2 separate regions of the Mus musculus genome follow, and region 1 is linked to region 2. The links are chromatin loops, found by intact Hi-C in ENCODE. Cell type or tissue: heart. All regions are shown on one strand. Each heading gives the region's core, and the rest is flanking DNA. Links, peaks and the distances in the headings are about the cores only. Region 1 overlaps Sp8 (trans-acting transcription factor 8). Region 2 has its middle 25 kb from the start of Cdca7l.

Region 1 (12,425 bases), core at 2,763-10,762, 1.0 Mb before region 2:
AGGAGGCATTAAAACTCAGCAAAGTCAATGTAATTCTCAAACATGGGGAAGGACAAAACCTTCAAAGGAATAGAGAAAACGTAAACTGATTAGTAATTCTAAAAAAAAATCCATGCATACGACACAAGAAATTCAAGAGGAATTAGAAATCTGTGTGTTTCTGGCACTTCGTCGGATTTAAGATCAATAGCATAGATTCAGCTGGGACCATTAAGAATATGGTCACAGACCTGAAGCTCTATCCCTCCTGGATACAACTATAATGGAGAGATATTTTTTGATGTGATTTCTCCTTAGGTTATACAAATGTCTGAACAAAGGTCTATGGTTTTCATTTTGGTGAGGAGCTGTGGTTTGTTGTTGTTGTTGTTTTTCAGCCCTTCCATACTGAAATATTTTTCTTATACATTCTTCTACAACACAGTGGAATTGGAATCCAGTGCCTCCAACAATGATGCACAGTAAGGTCTCAGGCTTCCCCAGCCTTTGTTACAAATACTCAATGCAAGAAGAGATTAGATCTGATGTCTACACAGGCTATTGAATCATCTCTGCCACCTTCACTATCAGGGTCTTATCCTAACTCTTTGTTCTTTCTGCAACCCAGTTGTCTCATTGGTCTAGATAAGAAAGATCTTGGTAATTATCTTGCAAAAACAAGACAAACAATGAGGAAGATGATGCTCAAAGATCCCCACCAAGGGTTAGAGGCATCATCATCATCATCAAGAAAAAAGAATTTTAAGAGACAGATTTACAACACTGTAACTTTGGTGAGGATGGGGTCTTTTAGGGAGAATCATAAGCACTGAATGGAACAATGGCTAAGATTTGGAAGAAAGCAACTGCAACAGTCCAAACAACTGAATTACAACCCTCAGATTAAACATTATTGAGATTTGAATAGTTGTGAATGGCTTTCTAAATAGTCTAAAATAAATACTGCTTTAAGGGTAGAGAATGTACAGCATTTGGCTTTCATGTACAATGTACTGGATTCCATCTCCAGCATCACACACAGACACAGACACAGACACAGACACACACTTTACTAAATACTGACTCAAGTAATGAAATGTTTTTAAAATTGGGGTGTCCACTAGTGATAGCCCCAAATGACTTGTACTATCATATACTGATAGAAGTCTTAAGGCATTAACCCAGACAAATTAAAGCATTTAGCAAATGACATACAAACCCAGCATAACCAGAACTAGCCAGAAAATGTGAACTCCAACATTCAGTCCTACTCTGGAACTGGAACAACAGTCTTTGGTTTTTCTCTTTAATGGTTATCATCTTCATTTAAAAACAGAAAGAAAGAAAAAAAACAGTCACACAAGATTTAACCCTCCTTTGTCTACATTAACTTTTGTTAAAGTAGACTATTGAACCAAGATCAAATATTTCTGAAATGAGTCCCATCTTAGTGCATCATACAAATATAACAGCTCCCTCCCCCGCTGGAGCCCTGTGGTCCCTTGACATTATTTTATTCGTTTTTGTTTTTGTTTTGAGACAGGGTTTCTCTATGTAGCCATGATTATTCTTTCTTATTAAAGCTGTGTGTGTGTGTGTGTGTGTGTGTGTGTGTGTGTGTGTGTGTGAAATTCAATGATGGTGTGACTTAAGACTGATTCAGCCACTGTTTGTTGGAGTATAAACTACTTTGTCCTTCTTGGAAGAATAATCTGGACATTTCTATCTAGGAACTTTATAATAAAGTTCTTATCTCACAGTAATCCATACTTTTCTAGAGTCTTAAAAAATTAATCATAAGTTTAATGTATCTGATAGCCCAGGAATGCATCTGGTAGAGTACCTGCCTAACACGCACAAGTCTCAGAGTCTGATGACCAAGGACTGCATATATCAGGCACGGTGGTGCATACCTGTCCTGAAATTTCAGCGCTGGAGAGGCAAAGACAGGTCATCCTTTACTACACGGGGAATGTAAAGCCAGCCTGGGCTGTATGAGACCCTATCTCAAAAACAAACCAAAACAACAATACAAAGTAGTAATTAAGGATGGCCAATGTATCACTGTATATGTAGATCATGTGAGAGGAAAACTAAATGTTTAATATTAGGTGAGTGTGTAACATTTTAAGATATGCAATTTTAGCTGTTTAAGATTAAAATTTTTGACATAAGAGAAAATTATTTTGATATTAGTGAAGGAAAAGAAAAAAAGCACACAGTAAAATGTTTATGAAGACACAATTATGTTCAGGAAGTGAAATTAAGTCAGTTTCTATCTATAATTTTTTGTGCATTTCAGTTAGCACCTAAAAAAATAATAATAGAGTTTAAAATTTTCATTAGGACTGGAGACAGGACTTAGCATCAGGACACCTGCCTAGCGAAAGGAGACTCTGGAAATTTAAAAAGCAAGCAAACAAAATAGATAACTTTTATTGAAGTATTAACCTCTGGTTTAGTATAGCAGTAGGGGTACTTACAAAAAAAATCTGCATTTATACATGATGTCTTCCTTAGCATTCAAAGAGGTCAATATATTTTTAAATTATTAATCCAGATGTATAGCTAATTGATTTTATAACTAAAGTAGCAGTTGGAGAGAAGTAGGGTCACTTGTGGGAGTGTGCATACTAATTAGCGTCCCAGGGAATGCTACCACGGACTCACTTCACATTAAAAAATCCCTAAACTTTCCACCTTCCAGTTCCTTCAGAATTTGGTTGTGGCTGGGTCTCCTAGTAAAAGTGGAGTTGAAGGAGTGTCTCTCTTTGAAGCCCAGGTCTTAAAAGGACCCTCAGTCTATGTGTAAAAGGCTATGTGTTGTTCTTCCTGATTACCTGGTGGACAAGCATGGTCTGTTAATACCATCCTTGCTTCCTCAGATATGCTACATAAGGCAAGATGAACAGCCTGTAAGTAGCAAGGTCTTTATCTACCTCTTCCTTATTAGTACTGTGTATAAGCCACATAGAATTTTACTCATTTCTGGAGATATTCATAAACAGTAACTATCACAAGAGAGGAAGCTATCAGAAAATGAAATTAATAGCACAAATAAGCCACGGGCAAGTAACTGGTTACATAAACATAACGAATTGCTTTGGGAGACAGTGTCATGAATCAACAGATGGATACAGTATTGATTTCCTACAGCCATAGTTTCACAGAAGGAAAAAAAACAAAAACAAACAAATAAAAACCAAAACAAAACAAAACCAAAAAAAACCCTCTCCTGAGACAGAGAACTTTCATGTGTAATTGCTTGGTTACAATTTATGCAATACCTTGCAAGTGAGAGTTTTAAGGCTTCTATGAGCCCACCTTGAACAATTACAATGAGAGCGAACCAGCCAGAGGTGAGTGTAACATCACTGGGAGCAGAATGCACAGGACAAACCTTCACTGCAGAGTCGGAAGGATTGGATACATTTCAGATGCCTTCTATTAGCAACTTTAGTATCAGGCAGAGCGAAGTGGCTGACCAGCAGTCTCCAGCCATTTCTCTTCTAAACTAGGTAGGTGTGGTTTCTTAGTCAGTCAGGCTAATGAGTAACAATAGCGCAATGCATTGCAAATGAAGACACAGAAAACAGTAAAAAGAAAATTCAATTCCACAAGTTCACCCTCAGTCTATGTGTAAAAGGCTGTGTGTTGTTCTTTCTGATTATCTGGTGGACAAGCATGATCTGTTAATACCATTCTTGCTTCCTCAGATGTGCTTCATAAGGCAAGATGAACATTTCACATCCTAATTCTTTTTAAAACAGCACAGAATATTGTCCTTTCTAATTTTTTATCATATTTTTTCTAGTCATATGAAAGATATTCTAAGTAAAATATATCTTCCTGTTTGCTATAATCTTAATTAAGCAAGACAAAAATGCACATTTTTTTCCAATGTAAGACATACAGAAAGGGACAGAAAAGCAGAGAGAGAGAGAGACAGAGACAGACAGAGACAGAGACAGAGAGAGAGAAGCCCAACTTTTAAATATGTTTGTACTCTGACAAACTCAATTTTAAAAACAAATATAGCCTAAAAACTAATTCCGAAAATAAGGAGATACATAAATGAAATCATTAAATTATTTGTATTTTAGTCACTATAATAAGAAAAATAGTCATTTAAACATATAAAATTTGTATAAAGTACAGATTATAAATAGAATGCTGCTAAAATGCACATTTAATCATTTGAAGTAAGACTACTAACCATTAAGATTTTAATCTGGCTGTCCACACATGAAATAAAACATAGAACTAAACTATGTGTGTATATATATATATATATATATATATATATATATATATATATATATATATTATTTATTTTAGGCCATGGTGGAAAGGAAGCCACAGAAATTCTGTATACCACCTAAGATCCATAACCAATAGTTCACCTTTAAGTGAATTTTAAAATATCCATGGTTTCAGAGCATAAAATAACAAAAGAAGTCACAGCTCTAAGCATCATTTCTCGTCCACCAGGAATCTACCACCATCTTATTGTGAAAGTAGCTCCCTGCAAAGCGAGTAGAATTTTAAGAATGGAAAAACTTCACTCAATCTGACTTTCAGGGTATTCATACTAAAACACACAAGTAAACATGTCACTGGCAATACATCTCATTTAATAATTACATACTAAGTAAAGCATGTCATGTCTCCTACAAAGTGTATATAGCAGAATGTGTATAGCACGATGCTTGTTCTGAAAATATTTATTAAGTGGTTTAATTGCTCTCCAGTCATTAATACAACACTTAACTGTGATACTGCCTAAAATATGTTAATGCCAAGGACATGGGAATTGTAATATATGTGTGTACCTTCCCCAAACTTAACTCCCACCATTTTAAGTAAAATAGTTATTCTTTGGAAGAAATAACCAAACTGACTTTATTTCAAAGTATAAAAGTTAATAAATTGTAACCCAATACAGCTCACTCTAATTAAAGTTGAGACATTCCTAACATAATGCTACAAAGATTATTTTCCAACAGCGAAGAAGTTCACATGTTTAACTCAACCATCTTGTTAAAACACCACTAAATCAATGAATATATCTTTTAACTACATTTCCACCAGCCACAACGATCACTGTTGGCTGAAGTGAATAGAAAAGAACCAACTTAGGGAAGGGGTGGGAGTGGAGGAACTGAAGTAAGAAACAGGTATGCAAGAGAAATGAGTACTTATCAACGTAGGAACAAGAACACAGCTTCCTGAAGTGATGAGAAATCTGATGACAGGGTCCCTGGGTAATTAGGGTCATTAAACTGGGTGTAGAATTGGGCAGTACAAATCCTTTACTTTCAGCTGAATTAGACAATTACTTGAACTCTGAGAATGGGGAGACCATCTACTTTTTTTTTTTTCCTTCTGTTTCAGGGCTTAAAATGAACTGGCCAAAAACTTGAAAGCTGGAAGGATTGGTAACCCAAGGTGAAATATTGAATGTTTCCAACACTCGCACCGAGTTCAGGGTGAAGTGAGCATGATGTAAATCAATTCATTGTTTGAGCCCTTTCAAATGGGTTGCCAAGAGAGGAGAGAAAACTTGATAAGCAGGCTCCAGTTTCTATGTGTTGATTTAGAAATCCTGAAGCTTGTGGGAGCTCAATTCATCTAAGGGAAGAAACTTAAAGAAAGGAAGCCAAACAAGGAAAATGGTGTGGAATGCAGCACTGGGACAAATGGAGAACAAGGAATTTTCTTAATAATAATAAAATAATAATAATACAAAAAAAGCAAGAAAGCCTCCATTGTGCTTTAAGTGACAAATTTAGAATTCTTTTATTTTTAGGTTCAAGGTCTGATTTCCTTTTGATATTAAATACCCATGACGCATTTACAGAAAACTGTTGATGATTCTTATCAAGCTTGGCAGAAGATTAAATTAAATCTCAAAGATTTAGTCCTCTTTAGTTAAGTAGCATGGAACAGCAAAGGCATTTTTTTTTTCCTTTTAACCTTCTGTAGTGGAGAACCCATTTAAATTGTGTCGGTGCAGAACTGGGTGGCTTCAAAACACCAGTGATCAGATCACCTCTTAAGAGCTCAGTTGCTCCAAGCCTCATACTTTCGGCCATCAAGAGAAATGCACTAGTTCAATAAAAGTCAAGAGAGGACTAGACCTAAATCCTAGTGAGGGCAAATCTCAGGTGGCTCTTTGTCCTGGATATGTGTGCCTTTTCCCAGAATGCTGCCCCAGCTTTTGCCGGTGTCATATTTGTCACAGCTTTAAAAAACAAAATATCTTTAAAGTATTGATTGTTTCCTTTTTTAAAAATCACCAATAAAACTTGAATGTAAGGGAAAAAATAACCCTGCTTAGCAGAGGCAAGAAAGATAAAAGTAGAAATGTCCTAGATTATCTGCAGGGGGATTTGAAAGACACTTGTGGCTTACTTGAGAAGCTTCATTTAGCATTGAACATTCTGTTCCTGGTGACAGCGCAGTGGGAATTCCCACTCCAACAACCCATGAAATGTTACTGCATAATTATTCACCTTCTGAGGCCCATTAGAACTTATCAGCAGAGAAAGAAATTTAATTTAAACTCACCCCTCTGTGCCACAGAATAGCAGGGACATGAGATCAAAGCACAAAGCTCTGTCCTTCAGTGGTTTGCAACACCTAGGCACAATAGGGTGAGAGAACGATGCATTCCAGAGCTTCCTGGCTTTCCGGACCGGAGGGGGGTGGGAGTGGGCTTGCGTCACCAGCTGGTTTCAAGGAAGAGACTGGTGCTCTGAAGGGGGAGTTGTCAATTATGTTCTAAAGCTGCGGGTGGCCACATTACTTGTACCCGCCGCTGCAAATCACTTTGCTTTACTTGTGATGGGCACTCTACACACCAAATAAAGTGTATTTTATTTCTTTCCTTCCCCCGCTATAGGTAGGGAGTCGATGGAAATAAGAATTTTTAACTACAGAAGTAACTATGAGAGCCCTGTTTTGCACAAGTGTGCATCCCATAGTGCTTCTCTGTTATTGCTTAAGAAGAGTTTCCACAAAGCCTCAGTCTGAGGGTGCCTCATACCAATACAGAATGGTCCACAGGCGCCATTAATAATCTTCAAGTTTGACCCTTGGCCAATCTCAAGGGTAAAAAGTAGATCCAAGTTAACACAAACACCCACAGGTCTGTGTCTACAAAAGTCCATGATGGGAAAAGTTTTGCCAAATGCGGGCTCTTTTCCTCAGACAGTCTGCATGCTACAGGCACATTCTCCAAATGAGGTACTCTTCCCAAATGGTTGATCTTTCTCCTGGGTCTCTTAAAATATCACCAAGATTTGGTCTGGAGAAGATTGCTAGGGTGCCCTGGTATCAAATGGGCCAAAGAATAGAGTGGAGAGCAGAGAGAATGAAAGTAATAATAATAATAATAATAATAATAATAATAATAATAATAATAATAATAAAGAGGTGGGTTTTAGGTACAAGGCTTTAAGAAAGGTTTATTTCTGCTCACGGTACCATGAGTCTGTACCTTCCTACCAACTCTCTTTTCTGCTAGGTGGCTAAACTGATTCCTAAATCTAAAAACAAACAGGCAGACAAACACAAACAAACAAAAAACCTCCGCAAGCTTTCTCTGTCAGCCAGACTCAGTGGCAAGACGGCTTAGGGGAGAGGGATGCTGAGCCCAAGGTCAGGCTGGAGAGCAGCGGGCTCGGGACTCTGCAGCGCGGTCGCGGGGCACAGGGTGGCGCTCGCTGTCCGCGCAGAAGGTGCAGGCGACTGCCTAGCCTTTGTGTGCGCCGGGAGCCCAGAGAGTCCCAACACAATCGCCACGGACACCCCAGGCTTCCACCGCTACCCGGGAGCAGCCGGCGCCGGTGCAGCTTAGCAGCTGGAAGCTTTTCTGGGACGGCTGGGGATCTTCCCAAGGGCTGCCTGCATATAAAGAACGCCAAGCCGAACGGGATGGGTTGGGGTAATAGGGGCGGCAGCGGAGAATGGCTAGGAACTCTTCCCCGGCTTCCCTGGTTGTTTCCAGAGGACCGGGAAAACTTGAGGGGGGGCGGGGCGGAGAACTCAGCAGAGCAGGCTCACTTCCAGTGAGCCTTCAGTAGAACTTAAGGCCAGAGCAGTCAAATTGGGGAGTGGATTGCAAACAAGAACCCAACTAGAAGAGCTTTAAAAGATAAGGGACTGTTTTGTAGCGAACGCATTATGCCCCAATGCCCTCCCCAAGCCCTCCTCTGTTCCCAGGGTTCTAAGAGTCCGGACTTTGCTCAGGAATCAAAGCCAATGTAGAAACCTGCTTCTCTGCTGCCAAGAGACCCCACAGAAATTAAATTAAATTAAATTAAACACGCGTCCAGGGACTAAAATAAAATACTCTTTTCCTCCCACCAGCAGCAGCGAATCAACGTTCAGCTCCCAGGGAGAGACTACAAGGTGGCCGCGCGCTCTTCCCCAGGAACCAGGGGCTAGAGTCCAGGACACCCAGGGATTACTGGCTTTCCCTTGATCCGGAAGCAGGAAATAGGGGCACAAGCAAGCATCTTGGTTTTTTTAAGTAACAGCAACCATTGTACTGAGCAAAATGATTTGGAAGACAGCACTCGGAGAGGTGCCGAATGAATCTCAAGAGTACAGCATTGCTCTCTTACACATCTCCTCTCCAAAGTCTCCAAAATCCGTCGTAGAATTTTAAGGCTACTTTGGAAAAGAAGCGCGCGGAGGAGCAGGGTACCCGAACCTGTAGTTATTTTAGTAAAATTAAGGAATAAATAGAAATGCCAGCTTAGACACAAACATTAAAGGGGGTGGGGGGCAGAAAAAGTTAAAAACATACTTATTCAAAAATATTGGAATCAAATCAGTACCTCATTTATAAGAAAAACAAATGAGTAGAATTTATCTCTATCTACTTAGGCAGCCTGATGGTATTTAAATCTACACCTTTACCCTATACATGCATGCTTTAATTTACCAGTCACCTCCCCCCCCCCATCCTCTGATTTGTGAAGCAATCTTCCATAAGAAATAAAACATTTATTCTCAATAAAATTTTTCATTCAGTAACCTAACCAAAAAATTCACCGGGAGACAAAGTGTTGATCTCTCGATCTACCTAAGAAGCAGAACTCCTGCTCATTACTGCTTAAGTGCTTATTTGGAGGCTCCTTAGCTAAGGAGCCCAACTGAGAAGTTATGCAAAGACTAGAATTAACAGGGCAGTGGAGAGACAAACCTACCCAGGAACATTGTCCAGTGTCTCCCGCTGTGGGAGAGCAACTATCACATTGGTTTAAATTAGGTATCCTGCATAGCATATCTTAGCTGATAAGTCAGCCTTCACCAAATCAGTCCCATTCCTGAGTGAACAAGCTCTTCTAAAAAGAAAGGTGATAAAGAAGCCAGGAGAAAGCAAGCAGGGTAGGGAAGTGTTGAGGGAGGATCTAGGAAGGCTGGATAGCACCAACCCTTGGGGAGGGGGTGGGGGGTGGGCGCAGTGCCTTCCCAGTCTCCGGAGGATGGGCTGATACATGCAGGCCTGACCTCTGGGTCAACAGCTAGTTTGACTCTACCTTGATCTGCAAGCCCGGAAGCTTGTCCTTTGGTTCAAAGTGACAGCTACTCCAGCTTCATGGGAGTGAATTTCTAGCCATTATCAGACTACACAGAAAAGAATCCCTTTTGTGTGTCATCTTCCTTCCTTCCCAAAGAGACATGATGTTAGTCCCCAAAGGGGGATTCTACCCGCTCTGTACTAAACTAAGTTAAAAATACTGCTAACAGAAACAAACAACAAAATACTGCTGGAGCAAAACAAACTAAAGCCAAGCTAGACTGTGAGGGAAGCTAAAGGAAGAAAGTGAAAGTTGGAACACCTACGACACAAAAATAAGCCCTGCTTTCTGCATCTCCCAAAGAAATCATCTTCCAAACAGTATCCCTCCTTGGCACAACCCATCTCTCAAATCAAGTATTCATTCCTATAAATATGCCAAGCAGCTGTCCTCTTACCTGCCTCTACATTAACTGTAGAACTGGCCTCTCGGTATCCCCCAGCTGCTGCAAGTTTCAACAAAAAAGAAACACTTAAACTGTGTTCTGCATTATTCCTAGGGAAAAAAAGTAACAGAAACTGTTTTATTTTTCTTAGTAACCATTTTTTTAGAGCCACAGTATCCCAAAATAGCAAAGGTAACTTGTTTATCTATAACCATAAGGGCTTGAGGCCCCCATATGTGTATGAGTGAACATCCTGATAAAGGCTACTACTTGGGAACCAACTGTATTACATAACATATTGAACTATAAATCTCTGAATGCTTTTGCCCAGGCTTTATATAGTATTTATAACCCCTCTTATTTTTCATGTTTCTATGCATTATGATATTTTACATAAGTTTCAATGCAAAATTTTCAATTCAAGATGGATACCAAGACTGAACTGAGTGAGAACCATGCAAACAGAAAGAAAGAAGCTAAACTTATTAGAATCTCAACACACTAACTTTTTATTAAGTTTGATTCAAAATAATATTAATCTAATAGTGAAATAGTTTGATATAACATCAATCAACATTTAAAGTATACTATGTTTCAAAGTATGGCTCAAGGAACACCCATTGCTTAAATGCACTTAGACATAACAAGACAATGTTTTTTTATTGGCATCATTGACACCTTTGAACAATAGCCTCGTAGATAGATTAAGGTTTAACCTTTCTTTTCTTTGGTGGCTGTTTAGAGACTTTTAAAGAACAGATAACTCATTTCAACAGGAATCTACTGATATTTACCTCTGCAGAATGTTTAGCTAAGACATAGAGTGCCAGAAAACAAGCTTTTGTTAGCTTGACCCCCTCTGTCTCCTAACAGAAGGTATCCCCAAATGATGCTTTTATTTTAGATGTATTGATCTTTCATCTAAGTCTTGGCCTTTCAAACACTAAACTCGATCAAAGGCCAACAACCTGACTCCTTCTGAAGACTGAGAAGGAAGCAGCAACATGGAATTTCTTTGAATTGTTTGTGAATTACTACAAGTTTTAAGAGGTCAATAAATCCTGGTGCTGAGCTAAATCTAATGGTAAATAATTAATTACATATCTTAGACACTATAATCTTTATCTTGGTAAACAAAGAAACAGCTTTGCCAAATAGATCTTCCATCTACATAATATCTTAAAGGCAAATAATTAAATATTGCCACAAAAAACAGGGTCATATTTTGTTTAAATTAGACATTAAAACGGAAGATAAAATGCAAATGCCCGTAGTTTTAAAAGGGGGGGAAAAACACCAAATTAACTGACCTAGTCTTTTTTGAGTTTATTAATACCATTTAAAATATTACAAATAAATCAATTACATTTCATGCATTTAAAATGCAAGTCTAATGTTCCAGAGAAAGGCTTTTCATTTCAATGTGAAATATCCAAATTATTTCAACATGACAATGAATAGTTAGTTTGCAGACTCTGCAAACAACACTTAAATGTAGTGTCAGGAGTATTTGTCAACAGTTAACAATATCACCTTCAGGAAATACACAAAGGCCAAAGTTAGTCGAGTATCACTTGGACAATTTATTTAATACATGGGTTTGGCAGACCCCGTTATTATGAAGTATAGGAGAACTCTCACTTTAACTATACCTGAACTGCCAGCAAATGCAAATAAGTACATGCGCCATTAAATTAAATGTCATCCAACATTTATCAAATAGTGTCTTAGTTACAGCTTGATACCTATCTAAATTCATATTCGAGCAAAACTAGGCCCGGAAAGTGCGTGTGTGGCTCTGCACCTCCAGAATTGAGTTCAAGGAAAAAAGAAAAAGGAAAAAAAAAAAAAAAAAAAAAACACCTGCAGCTCATTAGAACCTCAGCAATAACTCTTAATAATTCCTTCTGACGAAAAAGAAAAAAAATCAAGTTTACTTCAATATATTTTCAAATATTTACCGGAAGTAATGTACAAGAAAAATACTATACAAAATCGTCTCACACCTCACAGCGGCGGAGTCAAGTTTAATGGGAAACTAATCTAGAACGATTTTCCAGTTGTACAAACCATTAGGTTCAGATATATTTTACAAAGAATTTTTAAAAATTGTTTCCCCGTTTCCCTCTTTTGGCATTTAAACTACAGCCTCATCTGAAATAAACGATAGCTTCTTCACTTAAGTTTAAATCACAAAGAAAAAGTTTAACCCTAAAATTAATCAATGACTTGCAATAATTTACAGAAATCAGTAGATAAATTGATTCCTAGACTAACCCAAAAGTGGTGGTGATGTGGGAAGTTGGAAGAATATGCTTGGGGATGGTGAAAAAACCGAGGTAGAAAAAGACAAACACGAAGATACTTAATCTGGTCTCACCGGAAAGGGGGTATTTTTGCATAAGAAAAGACACCTACCCTCACTCCCGCCCCCACCCCATAAATTACGGCGACCAAAATAACTTTGG
Region 2 (12,425 bases), core at 1,831-9,830:
TCACAACCATTTCGTTACCTTCTGAAAAAAACATATTAAAATTCAATACCAGAGATTTAAAGCTCAAAATAACAAAACAGTTGAAAGATGCTTTATGTGTGTATGCGCGTGTGTATAGTCTGTATTTAAACCCTAAAGCTGACTTACTTGACAGGGCAGTATTAGATATACTTTCAGTAACATTAGCAATGGAGCAGCAATACCCTCTGCTGTCTGTATTACTAAGGGTTCGATTAAGAGATTCGTCAATGCAACTAGAGATGAAAAGTCAATTGGAGGCTTGGGAATATGTAGACAGCCCAATACATGTATACTATTTTCTTTAACAAAATGGTTTATTTTAAACATATGTTATTGAATGAAAGAATGAGTTTACCTGTTCTTCCAAGGTTGATATATGCCTTTTAATGCATTCCCATTAAAATATCAGTAATTGTTTTTATGGAGTTAGATAAGTTGGTACTAAAGTTCATATAGAAAAATAAACCATGCAATAATAACGACAAAAACATTGAAAAAGGAAAAATAGTGAGAGAAGAGGAATTCTGCTGATATTAACACATGATGGAGCCACAGAAGTTTAATGGTGTAAGCATGAACAGACCAGGGGTAGAGCCAACCTCCCACAAACAGGGCAAAGGAGGTGAATCAGGCCACCGCTGAATTTGTGAGTGTTTTAATAAATGATTATATCCTTGCTAGTTAGTCATTTAGAAGAAATGACTGCCTGGGTAGTTCAGCTGGTAGAGCACCAGATTTTAATCTCAGGGTTCGGGGTTCAAATCTCTGTTCAGCCACTTGACTTACTAGATAAATTGGGTCTATAGTTCACAGAATAAAAATAAATAAATTCCAAAATGAAAACATACACACACTGGATTCTTCCTGGACCACTGGGCAGGGAAAATTTAAAACTACGATTAAAATAATGTTTTAAGCTATGGATCCCAAAATAGAGATAAATACGATTACATTTTTAAAAACTGCTTGGACAAGGAACTATGATTGGTTACAGTATTAAAGCTATTGAAATGGAGGAAGGATATGAACAAGGTATTTGAAAAGGGATGGGAAAATACCACTCAAGTACATGAAAATATATTTCAATTCATTTGTAATTACGGAAATGCAAATCAAAACCATGTCTGACCTATCCAAGTCACAATAATTTAAAATTAACACAAATTATGGCTGAGACATGTACTTTCATGCCTGGAGAACCAGAGACTGCAGACAGGCCATCTGGTTGTACTGACCTTTGAATCAGAAGTCCTATCTTTAGGAACCTACCTTGAAGATATAGTTCAACACTATCTGTCTTAGTTAGGATTTTATTGCTGTGATAGATACTATGACCAAGGCAACTCTTATAAAGGAAAACAATTAATTAGGGCTGACTTACAGTTCCAAAGGTTCAGTCTATTGTTATCATGGTGGGAATCATGGCATTGTGCAGGCAGACATGATGCTGGAGGAGCTGAGAGTTCTACATCTTGATCTACAGGCAGCAGAAGGAGACTGGATTTGTTTCACACTGGGCATACCTTGAACATTTAAGACCTCAAAGTCCTGCCTCCATAGTGACACGATTCCTTTAACAAGTCCACACCTCCTAATTTTGCTACTCTCTATGGCCAAGCATCCAAACACAGAAATCTATGGGGGCCATACCCATCCAAACCACCACACTCTGAAAAAATGCTTTTGTAGACATTATTTGTTATAAAAGTGGCTGCAATTAGAAAACGGTGAGATGGGCTGAAACGGTGATGCAGTGGTTTAAAACCCTTGCTGCTCTCAGAGGACCTGAGTTTAGTTCCCAACGTCTATAACTAGAGGCTTACAACCTTCTATGACTGCTCTAGAGCAACTAACACCAGCCATGGGCACCTACACACCACACACACACACACACACACACACAAGAGAGAGAGAGAGAGGCAGGGAGAGAAAGAGAGAGATTTAAAAGGGAAAATAGAAGAAGCAGTTTAAGAGCCCATTTATAGCTGTGATGGTTTGTATATGCTCAGCCCAGGAAGTGGCACTATTTGGAAGTGTGGCCTTGGTGGAGTAGGTGTGTCACTATGGGAATGGGCTTTAAGACCCTCACCCTAGCTGCCTGGAGGACAGTATTCTGCTTGTAGCCTTCAGATGAAGATGTAGAAGTCTCAGCTAAAGGATGAAGGACTGCTATTATTATAATGTAGTTTTAGTAGGTTTGAACCTAACAGGATATTAGAATTGCATAGAACAGAACAAATGAGTGAATGTAGGTGTAATTAAGATTTTAACACCAGAGAAAGATGTTACAAATAAGGAAACATGCACGGGAAACAGAATTCTGTGGAGTTGGTCTGGAGCCACTCCCATGCTTATCTATATTTGTGAGACAGGTAGCTAGAGGTATCGTAAACATACATACATACATACATATATACATACATATGCACATACACATAGACATAGTCCAGTCCCTACTTGTGCTGGAAGGACCTAGACATAATAACATCCTTCTCGCAATTAGCATACCCTGGATTGTGTCTAGGACTCCAATCCTGACTTATAAGTAGCATGCTCAGATCAAAAGAACCATGCTCCTTGGAGGAGTGGTTGATTCCAAGACTGGGGCAGATGAAATGCACAATGAACCTTGAATTATGTGTCAGGTGGTAAGGAAGCACCCAGAAAAGATGAAGCTGTGTCAAAGAACATGGAAGTCACCAGAAGGCTCCCTGTAGTCGATGCTGAGCAAGATTTGAACAAAATTTCTAAAACAAATAAGCAAGCAAGCAAATCATTACAAAAGCACTTAGTAAGTCAACAGGGGAAAAGGATCATTTCCTCACAGAAGTCCCACTAATACGTGCAGAAAGAGTGGGAAGGATAGGGACAGGAAAAAAAAAAATCCATGAAAGTAGCTGCGGAGATTAGAAAGCATGCTAAAATTAGCTGATGGGATTGGAAGGTCAGTTACTAGGAGGAAACTAGAATACTGTATTTGAGAAACTTGTAGATACTGCCTTATCTGGTAACCAGGACTCACATCCATAGCAATGGGCACAGCTTCCTTGGATACACTGTGGACCACAGTAGCACCCTTGAAGTATTCCTGCTTAGAATGCTTTAAGCACTTCTCAACTTGGGGAAATATTGGACCAACAAAACCGAAGGCAGTTTACCCAGAATCATTAAGTCTTTAAGAGTGAATAGGTCAAGAAGGTAAAGAAAGACCATGAAATTCAGACTAAAAGAAACCAGGTAGAGACACAGCTATATACAGCTAGCATTGGACCTAGGGTGAACCTCGCTCAGAAAAGAACATTAGTACAAATTCAAATGAGGTCCTTACCAACAGCTTCTGCTCTAACCAGAAATCAAGAGTAAGCAAGGAGTGGCTCTTGGCTGTTGAAACCCCTTAGCCCCAGAGTCCCAAAGGCTTATGGGCTAGGCTGACAGTCTCAGAAAGCTTAAAGCTCAAGTCCTGAGAACGAGAGATTTCAGGTGCTCAGCTTGGACGCTCTCTGCTCTGGACTTTCCTGTCTGTGGCTCAGCGCTCTGCAAATGTTGTCATCTCTGGTTCTCAACAGTAGCCGCTGTTAGTAGCCACGCCCCTGTACCAGCTAATGTTACAGCTATCAAGCCTTGGGTATTGGGACCCTTGGCCCCCAATAGTGACTACAGTTATAGTTCTCAGGCCTCTGCCTTAAAGCTTGGCAGCTCACTGGAGCCCTTCCCCCATTCTTCAATGTCTTAGCATCCTCAGATCTGCCCCCACCATGCTCTTTGCAACTTTTTAGCTGCCTTCTCACCTCTTCTGCAGCTGCTGCCACTGCCGCTGATCACTGTGACCACTGACAAGGAAGTGGGTGGCCTCTGCCATCTCTTCTGCCTTAGTCCCCTCTTTCTGCTACCAAGTCAGCCCTCTGGACCTATGATAAAGATCATAAGCAGGCAATAAAAGAACACTTGGGAGCAGCCCTGATAGCACACCAGGGGAAAGCATCAGAGAGTCTTCTGGCTAGCAGATCCGTTAGCAATCTTATAGGCATGTTTAATTTCTTTACACAATACACTAGGACGGTGGGAAATATTAGTTAACATTAGGGGGCCACATGAAGGGAATTCAGGGGGGCTCTGTACACAAATTTTACAACTTTTGCTTTAAGTTTAAATTAGAAAGAGAGAGAGAGAGCAAAAAAGAGAGCTCTTTGGACCCAAATGCTCTCTGTAAAATCAGTGTGTTGAGTCAGATTTAATTGGACTTGAAACCAAGAGTGAGTTACCATGGACATGCTGAACAGATGCTCTTAAGCAACCAGCCTCTTCAGCTACTAACACTGACCTTGCTCCTGCTGGAGATGGCTGTCCAGTACAGTTGCAGTACTTTGAAATGGTCACTAGGGCACCTGCTTTCAGAAGTGAAGCAAATTTCATCTTGAGACTGGCAAATGTTCTGGGCTCAGTGTAAGGCAATGTCAGAAGGTTATGTCCCACCAGAAGTTAAGCTCTGTGTTTTGTTCTCAGTAGCTCCCAGGCTCCCAACATATGGTGATACAGATTTTCATTTTGATAAATGCCACTTATGGCCCTGTTCCTTGCGGGGGTATGTCAGCAGACTGAGTGTATGAAAACTGCTAGTTCCAGAGACTCACATGATCAGAACATAGTGCTGATTCCATTTCTCCCAGACATAGGCCCTAGGGCCTGGTGAGTCAAGCATTTGAGTGTTTAGGAGTGGAAATCCAAGACCTTTAGGTCACATGACTCTACTCTTCACAGAGGAATGTGTGGAGAAAACATAATTTTCAGTGGTGTTAGTCCTTCACAGCAGCATCTCAGGATCTATTTGACCCCAGGCCATTAAACCTGTGGGGTGTAGAGAAGGTTAGCTTATTAAGTCCTGTTAATGTCCTAGATAAAAGACTTTATCCTGGCGAGGACTGCTTACCTACCTAAGTAAAATAAAAGGGTTTCCCTGACCACCATGTACTGTGAGCATTGCCCACTGAAGGAAATGCCCTTGTATCTTACCTCCTCCCTATGGTTTGTCCACTGGGCCTGGAGAGTTCTAGAACAGCAAAAATCTTTCTTTAGTCCTTTGGCCCCTTTAAGGGACTGTTTTTATACAACAGTGCCATCTGCTGGGAAATTATAGGACACTACACATCATCAATTTGCTTTAAAATGTTTTGAGCTCCGTGGGTTTCATACACATATGTAATAATATATGTGTAATAATAACACATGCGTACATGTGTCATGAAATTGAAAGAGGATTTGAGTGAAGGAGCTGGACGGGAAGTGGGAAAGTAGGGGGCAAACTTAATCAATGTTTTATCTGAGTGTATGAAATCCTCAAAGAATAAATTAAAAAAAAAAAAAACTACGAGGGGATTTCTATCTCCACTCACACACTACTATTAACAGCTAATTTTTTTAAATACACATTTACATATATCAAATCTCTGGTCAGTTTCTGATGCATGAAAACCATATACTATTGTACTGAGAGACCAAGTAGAATTTGTTCTTTGTAAAAAATATAAGAACATTTAGACAGATGACCAAAAGGAAGTGGTGTCACCCCATTTATGTTGCCGAAAGGCAGGTGCTCTCTGACGGTTCTTATTTGTGTTATTTACAATGGTAGGAACATATTATCTCTTGCCTTCCAAGTGGCTTCTTCCATGTAATAACAGATGCGATGTACTGCACCTCTCAGCTTCCCTTCAGCCTCACCAGTGCAGCAGGGCCTGAGGATGCTCTAGACAGGAATGTGTGTCATTGCTGGGGGCTTGTCCATTTGCTGGGGAAGCCTTAAAATGCACACTATTAAGCAGACAAGAATGCCCCAGCTCTTGGTGTCATCCTTCACATGACACCAAGAAGTGAAGTGAAATTGAACAATAGAAAATAAAAACGTAAGCTTTAAGAAACGTCTCTGCTCTGAACCATGGGTTCTTTGCAGTGCCTTAAATATTAGCACGTGGTGACTGTACTGCAGAGGAAGGATCCTATTGCTAAGAAGAATGCAGAGACCCTTGCAGTTATTTTCAATGCCTCTGCTTTGCCTAGAGGATTCTGTAAGCTGTGAGCCAGCCAATGATTTTCTCCGAAACCACTCTGAATTCTGAGAATACTGTTATTAATTAAACAGCAGGGGCTCTCACCTATGAGGGTTCAGATCCTCAGGGATGCCTTTCTTGGATTAATACTTACTCTCTGCACCCAGTGCCCACACGCTTACAGACCTAAAACAGTTATATTTCTACGGCATGTTGAAGGTCTACCCTTGCTGGGCTGTCTACTGTATGTGTGTGTTCATGCATTTGTGGAAATAGAATAAATCTCTCAAGCCCCTTCTGTCCACATTAGTAAACACCAACCAGATGAATAGCTGTCCAGAGGAAAGGACACTGGAATCTGGTAGTGAACTGCAGTTAGCCGGAAGACAAGTCAAAACATAATAAATACAATAGGCTTGGTTTCCAGAAAACCACACATGTTGTGTCATGAGAGGGATGATCTGTTCCTGGCTCGATCTCTTGTGCTCTTTCTGCTTTAAATCCCCCTTCCAGCCTCAAATATCCCAGCATACACTTGTGGTTAAACAGGACAGAGGTCTCAGAGACCCTGAGCAATGTACTCCCATTCTTGCCTCAGGCTCCTGAACACATATTTTCTTCCTTTGGTATATCCTTCCAACACACACCCTGGATCTCTCCCTTCTTACTCTTGTCTTCAAGGTTAATTCATCTTCAGATTCCAACAAAGACTTCATCCAGCCCTCTCAGAAAGAACCAGGAACTCGGGGCTAGGGAAATGGCTGAATGGATACAGTACTTGCCATGCAGGTGTGAAGACTGAAGTTTGGACACCTGGAATCCACCTGAAAGCACCGGAGAATCAGAGACAGGGAATCCTCTGCCCAACTGGACTAACTGGAATTGGTAACTTCTGGATTCAGTGAGAGATCCTGCCTCAAGAAATGAAGCGAGGCATGATCCAGAAGGCCCGTGTTGACTTTAGGCCTCCATACATAGGCTTGCATACATGTCTACAAACCTACACATATCACGGGCCCACAGATAAGCAAGTGGACACTCACGCATACCACATACCCACACATGGAAAGCCTTCTCTATTCTTTTGTTAAACCACTGCTTTTCGAGCTTCTGCATGTCTGTGTCCCCAGTAAACCCAAAGTTCAATGGTTACAAGTTAAATTCTGTGCATCTTTTATCCTAAGCAATGTCTGCTATAGGGCTTTTAAAGAACAGAAGGAAGGCATCGAATTGTAAGTAAAGGCTGATTGCACACTCTTAAGCCGGTGAGAAAAGGAACTCTTTAATGAAGATACCATCAGCTACTCACAACTTAAAGATTTCAGGCTCCATAAAGAAAACATCTAAGGCCATAGGAAACCTCGGTCCCGTGATGTCTGCCAACATAAGCTATTTCTGTATCATTACCCAAAGCTGAGAATGGAAAAAAATCCAAGCATGAGAGTCAGCTTTTTGTTACTGTGATATTTACTTTTGCAAGACAATTTATGAAGAGAAAAACTTTGTTTTGCTCACGTTTAGAGGTTTCCTTTCCTGATTGGGTTAGTCTCTTGCTCTGGTGTGACAGCACGTTTATCAGGAATCCAAGGCAGGGGAAGCCGGTTCACCCCATAGAAAGCAAGCAAAGGGGAGTGGAAGGAGTCGGGCTCCGTTATCACCTTCAAGGGTCCCAGTGACTGGAATTAATTCCCATAAGACCCCGCTTCAAAGCTTCCTCCACCTCCCAGGAGCACCAACCTGAGAATCAACCTTTGGAGCCAGGCGCTGGTGTCAATAAACAGCACTTATAAATTTCTTAAAAATAGGAGAGGCAAGAAAATGCTAATAAGAAAATTTCAGACACTTGACTGAATATGGAGGAAGCTGTTCTCTTGCCAGGTTCTGAGTTCGAGTCCTTCCCTAGTGGACAAAGGCCGAGGGGAAGGGTGACTGCCTCGTGCTTGAGACCCATGAGAACTTGAGAAAACAGAAATGGTACTTTTCTCTGACTCTGTTAAAGGACTGGCATCGCTTAGCTAAACCATGTTTAAGATGGTGGAAGAAGGTCTACCCTGTCTCCTTCCTGCTGTTTGTAGAACTATTTTCAGGTCACAGAAAAAAATGGGACCACAGAAAGTTTCCGTGAAGCGGGATTCTATTATGAGCCGCCACCCCACCCCCAGCTCCTACCGATTGACTAGCACACGGTGTGCTTGTGGCTTTAAATTCTACCCGTCTCTGCTGGTGGCGCCTTTACCGCGTGCCTCCAGGGAAGTGATTATTGCAAATGTGCATGATTTTATCCACAATATACAGTATCGTGTGAAGCTCGCTTTTCTTGCCTTCAGCCTTTTCTTTCTTACAATTTATTTTAATACGTTTGGAGTTATTATCCCAAACATTAGCCAGCTGGCCCGCTGGGGTCTCCTTTGCTGGATTCTGGGTCTCTCTTTTTCTAATCCTCTCTTCATGGATAATCCACTCTAATGTTTCTTGGCTGTGGCAGGGGTTTGGCTATTACTACCTGTTGACTGGAAATTCACTGTATCCTGTGTAGGTGGCTCTAATTGTTTGGTAATGAACACCTTATTTGAGTCAACTGAGGTCAGAGCTATAGTCATGAGATTTGCTTTCTTTCTCCTTTCCTGATTTCCACCAGCTCTGCTTGTTTGCCTGCCTTTCTTTTCCTCTCTCTCTCTCTCTCTCTCTCTCTCTCTTTCTTTCTTTCTTTCTCTGAGCTCAATTCAGCTGATTTGAAAGCAGGTTCTAAGACAAAAAAAGGAACAAACAAAACAAATAAATAAATGAGAGGAAAAACAAAAACATAAAACAAAAAGCAAGCAAGCAAGCTGGATGCTGAGGTACAGCAAGGCTCAGACCACAGGTGGGCACCATTCCCTCTAGCAGACCTTCAGCAGCCTTGCTGTAGGCTTCCTTGAATAGCCAGGGGTGGAGGGGTCTGTCCTTCTGTTGTCAAGGAAAGATCGGGAGAAGAAGCAGGCTGTCTGGATCTCCACCAACAGGACTCCAGCATGTACAATGTCATTTCAGCTGCCTCAGAGACTCACTCAGGATGTCTCTCTCACAATCAGGAACCTAGAGCAAGGGACGTGACAGGTCAGCAGAGAGCCCTCGCACTGAGTTGCTTTGCCTGGGAGCCATGGCAGTGCTGAACTGGAGAGTCCAAGATGAACTGTGTTTCCTAGCACCCATGTCAGCTCAGGTGCCAACTTCTCTCTAGTCCATGTCATACTGAAGACTTATTTACCCAAATGTATCCACAGTTCACGTCAAAGACAATTACTTTCACTTGAAAATACAAAAAAAAAAAAAAAAAAAAAAAAAAAATCAGAGGAGGAGGATTGGAGAAATGGCTAAGGGGTCAAGAGCACTTGCTGCTCTTCCAGAGGTCTTGAGTTTGGTTCCCAGCAACCACATGGAGGCTCACAACCATCTGTAATGGATGCTGTCTGATGCCCTCTTCTGTCATGCAAACATGAATGCAAATAGAGTGCTCCTATACTTAAGTAAATAAACCTAAAAAGAGAAAAAGAAAGAAAGAAGAAAGTCCTCCACAAGAGTAGAAAATGCTTTTAACCACCAAGGCATATTCCAGACCCCTTTTTAACACTACTTTTTTTTAAAAGAAGAGTTAAATTTTATTCAAAGTTCTAGTTTGTTTTGTTGTTGTTGTTGTTGTTGTTGTTGTTTGTTTGGTTTGGTTTTTTGTTTTTTTTCTATTATGTTTGGGCCATCTTCAACCAAATCTTTTGTCCAACCTCTCCACTGAGTGATGCTTCTGGAACGTGTCAAAATTTGTCTGCCAAGAACTAAGATGACTGAAATCACTCAGGATGCTGAGATTCTCCTGACTTTGGTCCCTTCCCTGGAGTTCTCCATGTTCAGCCCTAGCTACCTGTCTAATTGCTTTTGAAACTTTTCTAAAGTTAAGAAGCTAACATTAAAAACTTGAAGATATGTTCAATTTAGAATATTTTATGTTTTTAATTTCATTAAGATGTGTTCCTTTTCCTAATAAGTTGTGTTTTTATTAAAAAAAAAGTGTATATGTGTGTGTTCATGTGTGCATGGGAGGGTGGTGTTCATGTGTGCATGGGAGGGTAGTGTTCATGTGTGCATGGGAGGGTGGTGTTCATGTGTGCATGGGAGGGTGGTACATGGTAAGAGTAAGTACCATGTGAGGCTAAGTATTTACAGAGTGCAGAAAAGGTTGTCAGATACCCTTGGAACTGGAGCCATGGGTGATTGTGAGCCCCACAATATGGGTACTAGACACTGAACTCAGACCAGCTGCAAGAGCAGAATGTGTGCTTAGCTTCTAAGAAATGCCTCCAGGCCTCAGGATTTGACTTGTAAAAGTAACACAGCATACTGATATATGTAATAAAGCTGAACAACATGATGTATAACAATGGTACATAAATCATTCTTATTTGGGGGTGTATTTTGATATAGAGTACCATATTTCCCAGGCTGGCATTGAACTCCTGACCTTCCTACTTCTGCCTACAATGTACTGAGTCAACATGTCTGGCTTATTCTTCTGTTTTTCCCCTCTTGCTCCCCACCTGTCTTCCCTGAAGACTGAACACCTGCTCTACCACACAGTTGCATCTCCTCACATTATTTAATATTTTGGGACAATGATAGGATATACAGTGTATTGTAAATGAGGGGGGCATGGGGATGTAGCTCAGGTGGTAGCTTGCTTGCCTAGCATGTCTGAGGCTCTGGGTTTGGCTTCCAGGACCACATAAACTGGACCTTGTAGTATGCTTCTATAACCCTAGCACTAGGGAGGTGGAGGCAGGAAGGGCAGAAGTTTAAGGTAATCCTTGACTATATATTGGGTTCTAAGGCCTAGGATAAAGGAGACCCTGAAGAAAGAAAAGAGAGGCATCCTAAGGGGTTGGGGGACAAGCTCTTACTAATTTGCCTATATTTTAATTGTTTGTTGGCACAGATGCATTCTGTAAAAGTTCTTTCTCCCTAGAATCTGGACTAGATATGGACTAGAAAAGTTGGACATAGATATGGACTAGAAAAGTTGGACATAGGAAGAGAGAAAAGGTGGCCACTCTGGGGCATGCCACTCTTAGGAAAGTTCCATAATGGCTACTTCATCTTTCTCCCATACTGTCGGGACTGATTATACCATACAAGCTTTACCTTGATCTGTTATTAATAGGCACACATGTCTCCCACTCTTCTGGAGTCCCCTGTGCTATTTTGGGTTCACTTATGTACCCCCAGAGGACAGTAGAGGCCTTGCATGGTGGTCACCCTGTTTTAATGGGGTTTCTAAGAATCAACAGGAGAACAAATAGGCCTTTGCTTTAGCAGCTTAACATTATTTTTTAAGGATTTATTTATTCATGTAATTTATGTATGAGCACTCTGTGTTCATGTACACCAGAAGAGGGCATCAGATCCCAGTACAGATGGCTGTGAGCCACCATGTGGTTGCTGGGAATTGAACTCAGGACCCCTGGAAGAGCAGTCAATGCTCTTAACTACTGAGCCATCTCTCTGGCATCCTCAACATTATTTTTAAAAGTCAACACACTTGAAATTTGCAGTAATTCGAGTTAATGATCTGAGGATGTATTTAATATTTGCTTTTATGAGTAGTTCCTCCCTTTTCTGAACATAAATAATTTTAAAATGGAATATGCCCATGTTAACATCTTTCTGAAGTCTACAACCTTCGTTTCTGGCACCCTTGCAGCTAAAGGTGGAGACAAGAAGATCAGAAGTTCAAGGTCACCTTCACCTGTTGCCTGTGCCCTGGACAGCCTCCGCCTGACCCTACCTGCTCTTGGGGTTTGGGGGTGAGTTGGTGCAGAGTCATTGACACAGGCTCCTGGAGCAGGTGAGAAATGCTGCAGCAAGCTCCTCTGAGCACTACTGCAAGCTCCTTAAATACCCTCCACCCATGCCCCCATTGGTCCCAAGAAAGCAGCTCTTCTAAACAACAGTTTCTGACTGACTGGCATTGTTTGCACTAGCAATCCTTGCACTCTTCTCAGGCAGGAGATGCTTTTGTGACTGTGAGGGCCCCAGCATTTACATAGAGGCAGCCCTGTTGTTCTTGCTACACTCACCTACACAGAGAGTTAGAGGTTACCATTGGATACTTGAGATGTTATACATGAGCTGGCAGGGGTGGGTGTTAGGGAAAGAGACTTTTTTGAAACGAATATCGATCTCTGTCCTAGATAGAGAACTTGACCATCAGCTGTGACAGAAGAACCTGAGGCCTAAAGTCTTAGAGTCACTCACCCTCAAGGAGGCAAACTCATGTGGGAAAGTTTAAAGACACCAACCTAGAACACAAGATGCAATAAGAAATAATCCTGA

What was found. Hi-C counts contacts between places; a loop is a spot of excess contacts. Peaks named below come from ENCODE experiments on the same cell type or tissue, not always from the same donor. Only the 100,000 strongest peaks of a DNase experiment are listed, where the experiment ranks them.
Region 1: a loop joins it to region 2, with 16 times the contacts of the local background. A loop is called at or near these places in 17 of 42 quality-filtered maps.

Annotation. Positions count from the first base shown.
Region 1 is chr12:118,850,596-118,863,020 of GRCm38, reverse strand. Sp8 (trans-acting transcription factor 8) reads right to left here. Exons shown (of 2, transcript NM_001379379.1): 2 at 10,443-12,425. Among named protein-coding and RNA genes, the nearest start is that of Sp8, 9.6 kb to the right of the region's middle. In heart, for the core only: a CTCF peak has its summit at 7,691; no DNase peak of the experiment used is centred there; H3K4me3 peaks cover 1,221 bases; H3K27ac peaks cover 565 bases; H3K27me3 peaks cover 2,171 bases.
Region 2 is chr12:117,812,997-117,825,421 of GRCm38, reverse strand. No RefSeq gene overlaps it. Among named protein-coding and RNA genes, the nearest start is that of Cdca7l, 25 kb to the left of the region's middle. In heart, for the core only: CTCF peaks have their summits at 4,398 and 5,140 (motif pointing left); no DNase peak of the experiment used is centred there.